Regions from separate parts of the Mus musculus genome. Here region 1 is linked to region 2. A link is a loop called in an ENCODE intact Hi-C map of the cell type or tissue named here. Cell type or tissue: left cerebral cortex. All regions are shown on one strand. Each heading gives the region's core, and the rest is flanking DNA. Links, peaks and the distances in the headings are about the cores only.

The links. A loop is a pair of places that touch in the nucleus more often than their neighbours do. Peaks named below come from ENCODE experiments on the same cell type or tissue, not always from the same donor. Only the 100,000 strongest peaks of a DNase experiment are listed, where the experiment ranks them.
Region 1: a loop joins it to region 2, with 2.1 times the contacts of the local background. A loop is called at or near these places in 2 of 42 quality-filtered maps.

What each region holds. Positions count from the first base shown.
Region 1 is chr1:15,706,708-15,710,707 of GRCm38, forward strand. It overlaps Kcnb2 (potassium voltage gated channel, Shab-related subfamily, member 2), which reads left to right. Exons shown (of 3, transcript NM_001098528.3): 3 at 2,778-4,000. Among named protein-coding and RNA genes, the nearest start is that of Gm25168, 49 kb to the right of the region's middle. In left cerebral cortex, for the core only: no CTCF peak of the experiment used is centred there; DNase peaks (open chromatin) are centred at 2,463 and 3,761; H3K27ac peaks cover 508 bases.
Region 2 is chr1:15,767,944-15,773,299 of GRCm38, forward strand. No RefSeq gene overlaps it. Among named protein-coding and RNA genes, the nearest start is that of Gm25168, 13 kb to the left of the region's middle. In left cerebral cortex, for the core only: no CTCF peak of the experiment used is centred there; DNase peaks (open chromatin) are centred at 2,635 and 3,082.

The sequences.
Region 1 (4,000 bases), core at 1-4,000, 62 kb before region 2:
AAAAAGTCTTTAATCTTCCCTCTGAAATTTCACAAGCCAGGCCTCCATCTTCTGCACTGTTCTCAACCAAGCTCCTACACAACATTTGCCAGAGCTCTTAACACCGAATGGATCTTCTGGCCCAAAGTTCCAAAGTCCTTCCACAGTCCTCCCCAAAACATGGTCAAAATGTCACAGGAATACCCCACTATGCTGGTACCAATTTGTCTTAGACAGGGTTTCTGTTCCTGGACAAAACATCATGACCAAGAAGAAAATTGGGGGGTGGAGGGAGGGTTTATTCAGCTTACACTTTCATATTGTTGTTCATCACCAAGGAAGTCAGGACTGGAACTCAAGCAGATAAGAAAGCAAGAGCTGATGTAGAGGCCATGGAGGAAATGTTCTTTACTGGCTTGCTTCCCCTGGCTTGCTCAGCCTGCTGTCTTATAGAACCAAGATTACCAGACCAGAGATGGCCCCACCCACAAGGGGCCTTTCCCCCTTGATCACTAATTGAGAAAATACTCCACAGCTGGATCTCATGGAGGCATTTCCTCAACTGAAGCTCCTCTCTCTGTGATAACTCCAGCTGTGTCAAGTTGACACAAAACTAGCCAGTACAGTTAGGGATGAGAACTGATGCCTCTTTCCTCTCTCAGTGCTGGGGCCCCACCTGGCTTGAGCCTGTGCAGATGCTGTGCTGCTCCATTCTCTGTGAGAACATGCACGCATCGGCCCAGTTGTTTCTTGGCATCATCCACCCCCTCTGGATTCATTTTATTTATGTGTGTATCTGTGTAGGGGGATGCCCACAAAAGCCAGAAGGGTGTGTCAGATCCCCTGGAGCTGGAGCTGGAACTGGAGGTAGAGGCAGTGGGAACACCTGACATGAGAGCTGAGAGCCAAACTCAGGTCCTGAACAAGAACAGACATGTTCTTAACCACTGAGCCATATCTCCAGGCCAACTGGCCTAACTTTAATAAAAGGGAATTCTGAAGTACATTCAAGAAACAACAATACGGGGCTGGTGAGATGGCTCAGTGGGTAAGAGCACCCGACTGCTCTTCCGAAGGTCCGGAGTTCAAATCCCAGCAACCACATGGTGGCTCACAACCATCTGTAACAAGATCTGACTCCCTCTTCTGGAGTGTCTGAAGACAGCTACAGTGTACTTACATATAATAAATAAATAAATCTTTAAAAAAAAAAAAAGAAAAGAAACAACAATACATTTCCTGGTTCTAGGGGAAAGACAAAAAAGCATAAAGATAAAAAGGCACTATCATAGCACATAGGTACCTTTACACACACACATACACATATGTATACATACCAAGAGGCAGAATAGAAGTCCAAAGTCCTAATACAAATGAATTTTTATTTTACAGTTTAATAAGCATTGAGCTATGGCCTCAAGACAAATCACTGTGCTTGAAAATGTTAACTAGATGCTGGGTGTCTATGTAAAACAATCACTGATCGGTTATTTTTCTCAGAGCTAAATACAAAACCTGTTACTAATGATGCCTGCCAAAGTTAAAGGGCATTAGCTCAAGGGGTTACTACTTCCTGCTGGACGTTCATCCACGTAGGGACATAGATAAATATCAGAGAAAGCCAGTTGGCCCAAACTAAGCAGAGTGTTTCCTACTCCTAGAGCTATGTGCTCCAAATGTACCAATTTTTCTAAGCATGGGTACATCCCCACATTGCTCTCTAACTTTAATCTTCCTGCTATGCCTTCCCATAATCTAGAATATTAAGTTAGAATCAGGAAACTACCTATATTTTGTATGGATTTACAGATTTGCCAAATACCCTTTCTGGACCTTTGTGTCACTACGTTGAAGTCCTGGGTCAACAATCTGAATATCTTTTATCTGTTGAGCAATGTCTGCATCTATGCAATTGTTACCACAACCATGAAGTAGTCATGACCATTGCACACATTCAACATATTTGTAACAAGACACAGAAAGGTCACATAATTTAGCCAAGGTCTCACAGTAAACGAAATAGCCAATGTCAGAGCTTGGGCAGCAGACTCCAAAATTCAGTCACTAGATCCTCTTCTGGCTTCTTTATGATGCTGGCCTCTTTTTTCTCCTTGTGTTACCCTTCCCTCAGCCTGGGGTGTCTGTCTGTCCTTTCACTGACATGTCTGTTCTTCAGAGTCTTCATGAAAAAGTCTTCCTGAATGAAGTTAGTGTGTGATCTTCTTCCCCCATGTGATGTTGAGCAGAAATCTGTATTCCAGACAAAAACTATCCCCGATTGCTTCTCAAATCAATGCTGACCAATGAGAAGTGTTTGCTCTTAGAAGGCATCCTGCCTGGCTACTCCTTCATATTTGAGTTCTGCATTGGTGTGCACAGCTATAAAAACCATATATACCGTGTAAGATAATTCACTCAAGCAACACAAACTGGGTAACTATGAAAAGAAGATTGAGCTACCAAGAGATACCAGATGATTACCCCCAAAAAGGTATGGCAACCATATGGAGCCTTCATCCAATTGGCAGTAACCCACACTTCAGACAGTGGTGAGTAAGGAGAACTCAGGTTCTGCCAAATTACCAAAATCTAAATGTGCATGAGGTTGTTTAACAAAATTGCTCATAAAGTGATAAAGTATTTGTAATCCTTAGGGAACTCTAGGTTATAAAGACCTTTGTAAAGCCTTTCTGGAAAAACTAAGCGTGTTCTCTATCATTCAAAGAACCACCAAAGCATGTGTGGTTGCCAGAGCAACAAAGAAGCTTTGCTAACATGGACCTCCTTCTCCTTTCCAGATCCTGGCCATCGTGTCTATCCTGTTCATCGTTCTTTCCACCATTGCTCTGTCTCTCAACACACTTCCAGAGCTGCAAGAAAACGACGAGTTTGGGCAACCCAGTGACAACCGGAAGTTGGCACACGTAGAGGCTGTGTGCATTGCCTGGTTTACCATGGAGTATCTTTTACGATTCCTGTCCTCACCGAATAAATGGAAATTCTTTAAAGGCCCGCTGAATGTCATTGACCTTCTGGCCATCTTGCCATACTATGTAACCATCTTCCTCACCGAGTCTAACAAAAGTGTGCTGCAGTTCCAGAATGTTAGACGAGTGGTCCAGATCTTCAGAATCATGCGTATCCTCAGGATACTGAAACTCGCCAGACACTCAACGGGCCTGCAGTCTCTGGGCTTCACACTCAGGCGAAGTTACAATGAGTTAGGTTTATTAATATTATTTCTGGCCATGGGGATAATGATATTTTCCAGCTTGGTGTTTTTTGCTGAGAAAGATGAAGATGCTACCAAATTCACCAGTATCCCTGCATCATTTTGGTGGGCTACCATCACCATGACCACTGTGGGCTACGGTGACATTTACCCTAAAACACTGTTAGGAAAAATTGTGGGTGGTCTCTGCTGCATTGCAGGAGTCCTGGTTATTGCCCTTCCTATACCCATCATTGTGAACAATTTCTCTGAGTTCTATAAGGAGCAAAAACGCCAGGAGAAAGCTATTAAAAGGAGAGAGGCTCTTGAAAGAGCCAAAAGAAATGGCAGCATCGTTTCTATGAACTTAAAGGATGCCTTTGCTAGAAGTATGGAACTGATAGACGTGGCTGTGGAGAAGGCTGGAGAGTCAGCCAATACCAAGGACTCAGTAGATGATAATCACCTGTCTCCAAGCCGGTGGAAGTGGGCCAGGAAGGCGCTGTCAGAAACGAGCTCCAACAAATCTTACGAGAATAAGTACCAGGAGGTTAGCCAAAATGACTCCCACGAACATCTGAACAATACTTCTTCCTCCAGCCCACAGCATCTGAGTGCCCAGAAGCTGGAGATGCTATACAATGAAATCACCAAGACACAGCCTCATTCCCACCCGAATCCAGACTGCCAAGAACAGCCTGAGAGGCCATGTGTGTATGAGGAGGAGATAGAAATGGAAGAGGTGATCTGCCCACAGGAGCAGCTGGCTGTGGCACAGACCGAGGTCATCGTGGACATGAAGAGCACCTC
Region 2 (5,356 bases), core at 536-4,535:
AAATCTCTAACCCTACAGGAGGAACAACAATATGAACTAACTACATATGCACCCAGAGCTCGTGTCTCTAGCTGCATATGTAGAAGATGGCCTAGTTGGCCATCATTGGGAGAGGTCCTTGGTCTTGCAGAGATTATATTCCCCAGTACAGGGGAATGCCAGGGCCAAGAAGCAGGAGTGGGTGGGTTGGGGAGCAGGGTGGGGGGAGGGTATCGGGGACTTTTGGGATATCATTTAAAATCTAAACAAAGAAAATATCTAATAAAAAAATTGTTTAAATTTTTTAAAAAATCAATAACAAAAACATCCTTGGATACTTTACTATACTACAGAACCTAAAAATCAGGGTAACTAAAAATTACATAAAAGAAATAGCTTTGGTTATTTGATATTTTGAACTGAGAGCCAAATTAGTTTGCCTTCAGCCAGAAGAAACTGCAGCTTCTGACAGCACTTAATAAAGAAATTCCAGAAGTCAGCAGACTCTGTTTCCCAGCACTATCCAAAAACTTCTGAGAATGAAAGGAAAAGAAACCCCTGTGGTTTATGTGCTAATTAGAGTGAGCTGTGAGTGTGAAGTTGGAGGAGCTACTTTTCGTTCAGCCATTGTGTAAGTTGGGTAACTTGAATGCACCTCTGCTGGTCTCTGAGACCCACTGGCTTCCTCATTTATAAATTCAGGGGGGAAAAAATATTACAGATTTTCTCCCTTCTTCTCCAATGTGTAAGTTTGGATGTTGCCATTTCTGTCTTTTTAACAAGCAAAATGTACACAGAAAATCAATGACCTCTTATACACAACAAAGACTTGTGAACAGGGTAATGTGCCACACCAAAATCTGGAGAAACAAAGAAAGAGAGACTCACAGTCCGGATTTGCTCACCTGAAGCAGAAATCACCAGAGCCAGAGGTGCTTTTAGTAACGAGAGTGAGAAATGCCAGGGCGGGTGCACAGGAAAACCTGAGCATGAATGTAGCTTTCTTTCCCTGGAATCCCAAAGTTTGGGGGTGAGGGGGACCCTTATATGTGTCTGGGTTTTAGCTCGAGGATATCCTACTGAGTTCTCCCAGTGATGAGGCAGGAGAGAGCTAAAGACACTTGAGAAGGTCGAAGCCTGGCCCACAGCAAAGACTCCAGTTTGGCTACCTGACACTTTGCCTGCATTAGGCTCCAGCACAGCAACATAGATTGCAGTGGAAGGAGCAGCAAGGCTCAGATTCTCAGGAGAAGGCTGGGAGACAGAAAGGATATCAGTGGTCACTGGCGATGGCAGGGCCAGCTGCAGGTTGGCCAGTTGGTGGCAAGCAGTGGCCCTGGGCATTCTCAGGAGGAACAGGCAGAATGGAAGTGGAGCCAACATCTGTGTGATCTTGGAGCTAAGTCATGAGGGGCCACAGTACGGGGCAAGGAGACCAGGCAAGGGGAAGTGTGTTTCCAAAAATTACACACAACAGATAGGTAGGTGTATCGTTGGGCAGTCCTGCTTCATCTCCCCTACCCACAAACCAGGCCCAAGCACTCTCTCCTAGTTCCATTGGCTTCCTATGGTAACTATGACTTCAGCCCCATTCAACTACAAGGATTTTAGGTAATGCACCCCCCACCCCATTTTCCAGAAGTTAACATTCAGAATGATGTCTAGCTGGCAGAAACCGTGCTCTTCTCTCAGGCATAGCCCTTTATGGAATAACTGTAACATTTGATTACTTATCTCACTACATAAAATCAGCTGTTAGGATCAGGGCTGTGGAAATGGTTCAATGGGTAAAGGGTTTGCTGTGGGAGTGTGGGCTTAGAGCTCAGATCTCTACTGCCACATGTACTAGCCAGGTGGGCACCGTGGCGTGCCTGTAATCTTACCTTGTGAGATGGGAATCCCTAGTAGGCTGGCAAGAGTTTCTAATACAGCAAGCTTCAAGTTCAGCAAGATGGGGAATGATGGAGGAAGGCAGCCAGTGTTAACTGTGGGCCTCCCCACACATACACAAGTATGCTTGCACACACAGATGAACATAAATATACACATGCATAAATACCTCACATTTACAAATGCAAGAAGAAAATTAACAACGTTTTCTTTTTTTTAATGCGAAAATCATCGTAGGTTACTTCTCTGCTCTGTTCTCACTGTTCCCATTTGGGCCCATACATTTGTCACAAGATGTCCCTGCTACTTAAACATTTTCTCCTAAGTGAACCACCACAGCCTTCCAGACTATGTAATCCAAACCACGAGTGTGAGGGGTGACCCACACAGCTGGTGCCGCCTAAACACAATAACAACTTGCACACTGTGGGGTGAACTATTTTGTATAGCCTAAGGCCCACCCAAATTCATGTGACTGTGATGTCAATGTTTCCATAGCAAATAATTATCTTCTTCTTGCATATGTAAAGATGTAATAGAGCAGGGCCTGTAATCTCACAAAATGCAGCCAGATTAGATAAATATGTTGCTTACATGACAGGCACAATGGTTGAGAGCAGCCAGCCTTCTGAATGTTCATGTCCCAGATGGGTTCACATCACAGCCCAGGGTTGTTTCACTACGGAGTAAAATACTTAGCTATGAATACTTGACGATATGCTGCAACATCCTACACCCTGTGGGCGTGTGTATTTATGTGGAGAGAGAGATGACTGTTAAGACATGTGAAGGCTGCGTGACATCTGGAGCGTGTGTTCACCCTCAACATTTCAGTCGTCATTTGGACCTCAGTTCTGTACAGAATTTAAAATAGACTCTGGAGTCTTCTCTCTGTTGTCCACAGCCCTCAGTTAACACCCAGGTCTGGTTTTGTGTAGGTGTCTGTACTTGAATGTCAACATGTTAAATACAAACTCCATACAATAAGGAGCCCCATGCTGGGATGACAAATGCCTGGATTTCAGAGAAGTAGCAAAGGACCTTACAGGCTGAAGTAGGGGACTACATTTCCTGAGGGCAACTTGCTACCTAAGAGGGTTCTGGAAGAAAAGTTACTACATTTGAATGCTCTCAAGGTCACTTTGTTCCTGGAAATACTAAGAAAATTAACATGGTACTCATGTCTCCAAGTGCCTGCTGACTTGCTGCAGACAACGCTGGAAATGCAATCTCAGCCTCCACCCCAGAGCTTTTGAGTCAGTGTCTGAATTTTAACAAGGCCGTTATATCATTCGCAGGCACACTAGAGTCTGAGAAGTGCTGGTTTGTCTACAATGCCATGGTGTGGAGTAGATAGTTGAAAGCAGTGCTCAGGAGGGAAGGTGAGACAGGAAGATGATGAAAGGGAGATGAGAAACAAAGAAAAGAGCAGAAGAATGGGAGAAAGGGGAGGAGGAGGGATGAAGGAAAGAAAGAGTAATGAGAAGAGGGAGGACAGAATGAAGAGGGTGCAGAGAGAGAGGGGGGAGAGAGCACACAATGATGACTGACATTTGTTGAGTGCTTACTCTGGTAAGTACTTCCTGACCCTTGACTCATAGACAAAGCCTGTGAGGAATGAACTACCATATTTCCCTTTGACTAGCCGGCGGTGTGGATCTGCATAGATGCATTCAAACTACAGAACACGTGCTTGTCTACTAAGCTAAGAGCTGCTGAAATCTCATGGAGATCACTATTTCTTTAGTGGTTGTAGGAATCTGAACTAGCTGTCAGGTATCTCTGTACATAGGGCATTATTCACATTGGGGAGGCTCTGAGAAGCCTTTTCTCTTTATTTGAAGGAAGTGTTGAAGGGGTGTGTGCTCCCTGCGGAACTGTTGGAAAACATTATTTCTAGTTGCTGGTGATCATCAGAAAGGTTTGAATGTGGTCAAGGCAGCACCTTGAGCACAAATTTGGTGAGCAATGGATGGTTCTTCTGTGTGTGCTACAGAGAATAAAAAAGGCTATAGTTGCATGTGGTGGAGAAAAGTGAGTGTTGGGGGAGGGGGTAGGCATAGAAGAGTCTGTGTAGGAGGGAGCATGTGATGTTCCTATATGCATGTATATGCTAGGACCAGAGAGTGGCACAATTAGAAGGTGTGGCCCTGTTGAAGTAGGTGTGTCACGTGAGTGTAGGCTTTAAGACCCTCATCCTAGCTGCCTAGAAGCCAGTAGTCTGATAGCAGCCTTCAGATGAAGATGTAGAATTCTCAGCTCCTCCTGCACTGAACCTGCCTCAATGCTGCCATGTTCCTGCCTTGAGGATAATGGACTGAACCTCCAAACCTGTAAGCCAACCCCAATTAAATGTTGTCCTTTATAAGACTTGCCTTGGTCATGGTGTCTGTTCACAGCAGTAAAACCCTAACAAAGACAGAGCAATACCCTAGCCTCTTGCTTCCTGGTCCCACCTCTACCTCATAAGCCCTCATGCCTTCTTTTCCCACATTGAATGCAGGTTTAGTACTCAATACTAGCCCTTCACCTTTGCCTTTCCATATCTGCTGACTCTTTTTCCCCCCTGCAGATGTGGGAGAATTCAGAACTACCCACTCCACTCCCTAGACCTAGCTGTTTTCCCCCATCAGGGCATGTCCCTTCATCTTCACCCTCTACTTTGTCTCCATGATGACCCCCGTGCCCATCTCAACAGGGTCTTCAGAAGACTCTACTGCTATATCTCTTGAAATGAATGGCAGATGTCCACATCAGAAGAGATTTCCTCTTCCTGCCTCTATTGGATTCACTAAGGTTTTGGTGAGGACAGGATATCATGCCTCCTGCATCTGCAAACCCTCTATGATCTTCCACAGAAGATGGGGGTAAACAGAGCATCCCAGAGAAAGATGAGCAGTGTTGAAAGGAAATAAGTCATGTAGTAGACCATGGCCCTCTGAAGCTATAACCTTATCATATAATGCTTGGCTGCCCTGTGTCCCAGGATGAATGAGAGAAGGAGATTAGACCTAGCATGTTGCACATTCTTCTGTTAATTCCCTCTTCTCTCCTCCCTTCCTCTCAGCTTTGAACCTAGAAGAAACTCCAATCCAAAGCAAACACACATTTTACGGTCTTAAAGAACTGTGTCCAAAAAAAAAAGAAAAAAAGAAAAAAGGAAAGGAAAGGAAAGGAAAGGAAAGGAAAGGAAAGGAAAGGAAAGGAAAGGAAAGGAAAGGAAAGGAAAGGGGAAAGGGAAAGGGAAAGGGAAAGGGAAAGGGAAAGGGAAAGGGAAAGGGAAAGGAAAAGGAAAAGGAAAAAGAAAAAAAGAAAAAGAACTGTGTTACATGTTCCTAACACCTACTAGTGGAGAAAGAAAGGAAGGAAGGAAGAAAGGAAGGAGGGAAGGAGAGAGGGAGGGAGGGAGGGAGGGAGGGAGGGAGGGAGGGAGGGAGGGAGGGAGGGAGGGAGACTGGAGAGCAGTATAGCCCGACTCCATGCATGA